Linked DNA regions of Homo sapiens: region 1 is linked to region 2. Evidence: chromatin loops called from intact Hi-C (ENCODE). Cell type or tissue: gastrocnemius medialis. All regions are shown on one strand. Each heading gives the region's core, and the rest is flanking DNA. Links, peaks and the distances in the headings are about the cores only.

Region 1 (2,917 bases), core at 264-2,763, 120 kb after region 2:
AATAGCTGAGTCTTAAAGCAAATCGAATGTGCAACAGAATCTTTTTAACAGCTGCTGAGTTTATGGCAACTAAGGTCTTTGAATGTATCACTGTAGAAATTGCTTTTATATCAGAATGATCAGGTGAGGAGCAGAGAGGTTGATTAGGTGTGCGGTTAAGGGGAAATCGGGGCTCCATTGTCTTTTCTGAAAGCTTATGTAAATATCTCATTCTCTCCAAGCTGACCCTGGTTTGTCTTTGACATTTGCTGCTACTTTTTAGTACCATTTGCTGGTATCTGTGTTGATCTCATGCTGCCACATTGTAACCTTATATGACTTCAGTGTTGGTTACAGAGCAACCAAGTAAAGATGATAGACTTTGTAAGTGTGTGACTTTGCAACCAAATTGTGCAGTAATTTCGGAGGAGTGTTCAAATGAGTATTTATTTGCCTGCTAGACCCCTACTTTTGAATAGCAGCCTAGGTATTAGGTTAATGGATTTCAATGTGCACGTTATGATTGTGGGAGCTTTCAAGTATGTTGTAGTGCAATTTACACTGAGTTTTTAATGTCAAAAAATTTTTTTATTTATGCCCATTATTCGATTTAAGCCTGCATTTACCTCATAGTTTTATTATTCGTGTATCAGTGAAGAGAATGTAAAATGGCATGGTAATTTAAGCTAATCTATTCATTTGAAGAAGGTTAGTTTTCCGACCATAGGTGGACTTTTAGAAAAAGCGATGCAGACAGCTCTTTGGGCTGTATGAGACTATTTTTTTATGTGCACAGGGAACTATCTACAGTATGTACTGCATATTATTCTTTATAGTCATTATTTGATCAGATGTTAAGAGAATACCTCTGAGGCGCTCGGAGTTTCTGAGCACCCACGCATGTGGAGGGCCAGGACAGGTTTTGGATTATAAACCAGGGACTTGAACCCTGGAATGTACCACACCCCAGTGGGTAGATACAATGTGCCTTTCTAAATAAGTTGATAAATGAAATGAATGTTGAAGCTTTCCATATATGCCCATGTGTAGTCTGAGCAATCCAGAGATGGGAATTGAAATTTGTGTCTTCTATGGGGGTTGTTTTTTGGTTTTATTTTATTTTGTTGAGACAGGGTCTCACTTTGTCGCCCAGGCCAGAGTGCAGCGGTGCTATCTCGCCCTACTGCAACCTCTGCCTCTTGGGCTCTAGCGATCCTTCTGCCTCAGTTTCCCAAGTAGCCGGGACAACAGGCACATACCACCATGCCCAACTAAAAGACCTCACTATATTTTCCAGGCTGGTCTTAAACTCCTGGGCTCAAGCCATCCTCTCGCCTCAGCCTCCCAAAGTGCTGAGATTATAGGTGCGGACCTTGGGAAACTTTTTAATGGTGGCTCATACCGAAGGCAGCTCCATTCTCAGAGGACGAGCTGCTCTGCCCACTTGTACCCCCAACTTCAGTGGAGTTTTAAGACCCATCTTTGGGGTGGGTGGGAGGGCAGACCTCTGTCCCCATGCCCTGGCTTGCCTGGTGTGTGCCCCATGTATCCTGGGACTTCTCTGTGTGAAAGCTGCATGATCCCACGTGTGCTTGGCCCCCCCAGGCTGAGGGGACCAAATAGCATTGGTAGGAGAGAGTTTACATAACGTTCTGTTATTGTGTTTGAAGGACCTTGGAAAACTTGGGCTCAATAACCTGGGACTCTGACACTGGAGAACAAAAAAGTTTCAGTGAACTACTTGGATGACTAGTTCAACTTTTGTTTTTTGGGGAGTGCTGGAGCAGGCCTTTCCAACAGTCAGGACGTTTGTGTATGTTTTTCATCATACAGAAATATTTTCCAGTGTAGAAACAAACCAAAACAAAACACCCGTCTATGCTATTTTAACTCTTTTGTAAGAATAGAAAAACACATGAACCTAAATGTAAAGCGCTAGGCTGAACTCGTCATTGGAATGTGAAATCTTGGCAGTACTTAGAGGAAACTCAATCGCTTCCATTCAAAGGGCCAGGAAATTGATTTAGAAAAAATAAAATAAATTTGAGGGATTCCCAAATAGTGGCAAGGTGGAATGACTAAGAGAAGCATGAAGGTACAGACGGATCTTATTCCCAGTCATAAATGGTGGTAAAATGGTCCGAATAAACCTCCCGAGGCAGAGCTCATCTGGAGTCTCCATTGCCCAGAACTTCTGAAGATTCCCAGAGACCACAGGATGAAAGGTTGGCATCCAGGGCTTTCCACTTTGAGTTTCTTTCCAGCTTCTCGTCTCACTGTGTTTTCTTTTCCTTGGGCATCCTGTGCCCCTGTCCATGGGTCCTGAATTCTGTGCCCTGACCATACTTGAAAGCACATAGGCATTTGCTCTCACCGTTACCTCTGTCCAGATGCCTATAGTCCCATCTTTGCTTTGCAAGGCCCAGCTTAAATTCTGCTTCCTCTGTAAAACCTTACAGATCTCCCCCTTTCATTGAAATGATTTCTCCATCCTCCGCGTTCACTTAACCATTTATTTGTCAATGATCATAGCACATATTGCATTGTATTAAGGTTAGCAGTGGCCGGGAGCAGTGGCTCACGCCTGTAATCCCAGCACTTTGGGAGGCTGAGGCGGGAAGATCACCTGAGGTCGGGAGTTCGAGACCAGCCTGACCAATGTGGAAAAACCCCGTCTCTACTTAAAAAAAAAAAAACAAAAAACAAAATTAGCCAGGTGTGGTGGCGCATGCCTGTAATCCCAGCTGAGGCAGGAGAATCGCTTGAACCCGGGAGGCGGAGGCTGTGGTGAGCCGAGATCGTGCCATTGCACTCCAGCCTGGGCCACAAGGGTGAAACGCTATCTCAAAAAAAAACAAAAATGATTAGGAGTGTATCTCCTTAACTAATATGTAAATGTATTAAAGACAAGGGCCATGACGTATGTACTTTTGTAGGA
Region 2 (2,917 bases), core at 320-2,819:
TTTGAGATTAGTTGGTTATAATTTTGCTGGAAATGCATGGCTTTATTCTATTTCCACCTCAAGATCTGTTCTATCACTGTTATTCTATTAGTCAGTGAAAATAATTTCATATGAAGTGTCATTCATGAAATGAAAATTTGCCAAGCTATATAAATCTGCTTGGCAGACTCAGTAGTGTTTTGAGTGTTGAGTAAAATGATAACACACAGATGATATTTGCATATCATCAAATATATTCACATTATCTCCTCAATGATGAGATTGTTCTGAAATGGCAGTATTGAGATCGGGCTCAGTTTTCCCCCTTACATCCCAGAAGCTGTCAGTATTGAGGATTTCTAGGGGTGGCAGGCAGAGGAATCCCCTTCAGTTCCACTCTTGATTTTCACAATCACTAGATTCACCTCTGCCTGGTATGGAGATGAGAAATCAGGAGACTCTTCATTCAGGCAAACCGCAGTAGAACTGTGCTGCTCATGGCCACAGCCAACCTCCCTGCATTGTTTCTCAGAGGGAGTTCAGTTGAGGAGTCTATAGAAGTAGAAAGGACAGACCCCTCTGTACATTCTCCTGTTACTTTCATTGTGCTTGCCATGTTTCTACTACCTGCATGGGGTTAGAGATGACAATTAAAATAATAAGTTTTCCAGGAAGCCAAAGATCTTCCAACAATTTGTGCTGGGAAAAAAAAATTACATATGAAATATTTCCTTTACAAAGATGAAACTAGCATAAGGACCAAATAGTTGGCTGTGGTAACGATGAAATGATCGAAATGATGGTGGTTAACTATTGAATTGTGTTGACTGACGCTTTTCATGTTGAGGCTGTTTAAAGCTATCTCCTTCCTCCTCCCACCTGCATTTCAAAGAAGAATGAGTGTGTAACCAACAGAACCGTCCCAGGGTGTACTCATGATAATGGAGCAGTGCTTCTTTGGGAGTGAGCATTAAGCTCCCATGGTTTGGGGGACTTTCTTTTTGAACTGAAGGATACATGCCAGTTACCAGGACCTTGCTGAAGTTGCTAACAGGTGGCTTCTCCAAATGTGTGCCTAGTACCTTCGCAGTGCCTTTGCAGATGCCACTTTCTTAAGGTTCAGAGAGTAGCAGGTCCCACTTGGAGAGGGATTTTAGTATATTATACAAGTTTAGATTTTAGATAATGTAAGAGTTTTTTTTTTTTTTTTTTTTTTTTTGAGACAGAGTCTTGCTCTGTCGCCCAGGCAGGACTGCAATGGCGCGATCTCGGCTGACTGCAACCTCCGCCTCCTGGGTTCAAGCAATTCTCCTGCCTCAGCCTCCTGAGTAGCTGGGATTACAGGTGCGTGCCACCACGCCTGGCTAATTTTGTATTTTTAGTAGAGATGGGGTTTCACCATGCTGGCCAGGCTCGTCTGAAACTGCTGACCTCATGATCTGCCCACCTCGGCCTCCCAAAGTGCTGGGAGCACAAGCGTGAGCCACCGTGTCCGGACTTTTTTTTTTTTAAGCAGGGTCTCACTCTGTCACTCTGTCACCCAGGCTGGAGTGCAGTGGCACAGTCAGGGCTCACTGCAGCCTCGAACTCTTGGGCTCAATGCAGCCTCGAACTCTTGGGCTCAAGCAGTCTTTCCACCTCAACCTCCCGAGTGGCTGGGACCACAGGTGTGTACCACTATGCCCTGCTAATTTTTTATTTTTGTAGAGATGGGGTCTCCCTGTGCTCCCCAGGCTGGTCTCAAACTCCTGAGCTCAAGCAATCCTCCTACCTCAGCCTCCCAAAGTGCTGGGATTACAGGTGTGAGCCACCACACCCAGCCAGTTTAAGAGCTCTTGTTGCACTCTGAAATTTCCTAATTCAGCAAACTGAATACTTTTGCAGCTTTTAAAATAAAACAGTGACTCTATAAGGACTACTTAATAAATATCTCTAAATTAAGACCATCATGTTTTTTCTTGTGACTAGATTCAGCATTTAGAATGGCCTCTTGACACTTCTGGGGAAGTGTGGCAGTATTGGGTGATACAGAAAAATCACATCACACTAGCGAGGGGCCTTCCTTTGTCAGATGCTGCTCTCTGCATTATTTTAATTGGTTCTCATATTAGCTTAATAATACTGCTACTAATACCTAATGATAATATGCATTAATGTCCCATTCTACAGATGAAGAAACCAAGGCAACTGTGTTCCCAGAGTCACCCATTCTTTGGTACCCGACTATTAATAGTTCTCACTGTCAAGTCCCCTGACTCCAAATCCCAGGCTTTCCTCCGAGACTGACCACCTCACAACTGCTCCTCTGACTGTTTCTATCCCAGGGTTGAAGACTTCCCCTTCCACACAGAAAATGGAGTTCCCTTCGGGGGGAAGAAAAAGCAGGATGGGTTGGGGAATATTTGCTGTAATTCCCACCGGAAATAGGATTTTGCTTCTTCACATTCTGTGTTCTCACATCTGACCATTAGTGATGGAAGGGGCTTTTTAGGTCCCTTGTCAGTGATTTTTTTTTTTTTTTTTTTTTTTTGAGACGGAGTCTCACTCTGTCGCCCAGGCTGGAGTGCAGTGGCACGATCTCGGCTCACTGCAAGCTCCGCCTCCCAGGTTCACGCCGTTCTCCTGCCTCAGCCTCCCCAGCAGCTGGGACTACAGGCACCCGCTGCCATGCCCGGCTAATTTTTTGTATTTTTAGTAGAGACGGGGTTTCACCGTGTTAACCAGGATGGTCTCGATCTCCTGACCTTGTGATCCGCCCGCCTTGGCCTCCCAAAGTGCTGGGATTACAGGCGTGAGCCACCGCGCCCGGCCTCATTATTTTTCTTTATTTGTCTTCACCTTTTGACTTTCTCTTCGTCCATCCCTGAGCACGTTTACCTACTTGGTAAATAAAAAGTCCTAATTCCAGAATTACCCAAAGATTATACCCAGTCTAACT

Evidence for each region. Peaks named below come from ENCODE experiments on the same cell type or tissue, not always from the same donor. Only the 100,000 strongest peaks of a DNase experiment are listed, where the experiment ranks them.
Region 1: it touches region 2 in a loop (3-fold over the local background); 7 of 110 quality-filtered maps call a loop at or near these places.

What each region holds. Positions count from the first base shown.
Region 1 is chr14:89,490,900-89,493,816 of GRCh38, reverse strand. It overlaps a transcript of FOXN3 not described here. Among named protein-coding and RNA genes, the nearest start is that of FOXN3-AS1, 75 kb to the right of the region's middle. In gastrocnemius medialis, for the core only: no CTCF peak of the experiment used is centred there; no DNase peak of the experiment used is centred there.
Region 2 is chr14:89,611,398-89,614,314 of GRCh38, reverse strand. It overlaps a transcript of FOXN3 not described here. Among named protein-coding and RNA genes, the nearest start is that of FOXN3-AS2, 37 kb to the right of the region's middle. In gastrocnemius medialis, for the core only: no CTCF peak of the experiment used is centred there; no DNase peak of the experiment used is centred there; H3K27ac peaks cover 777 bases.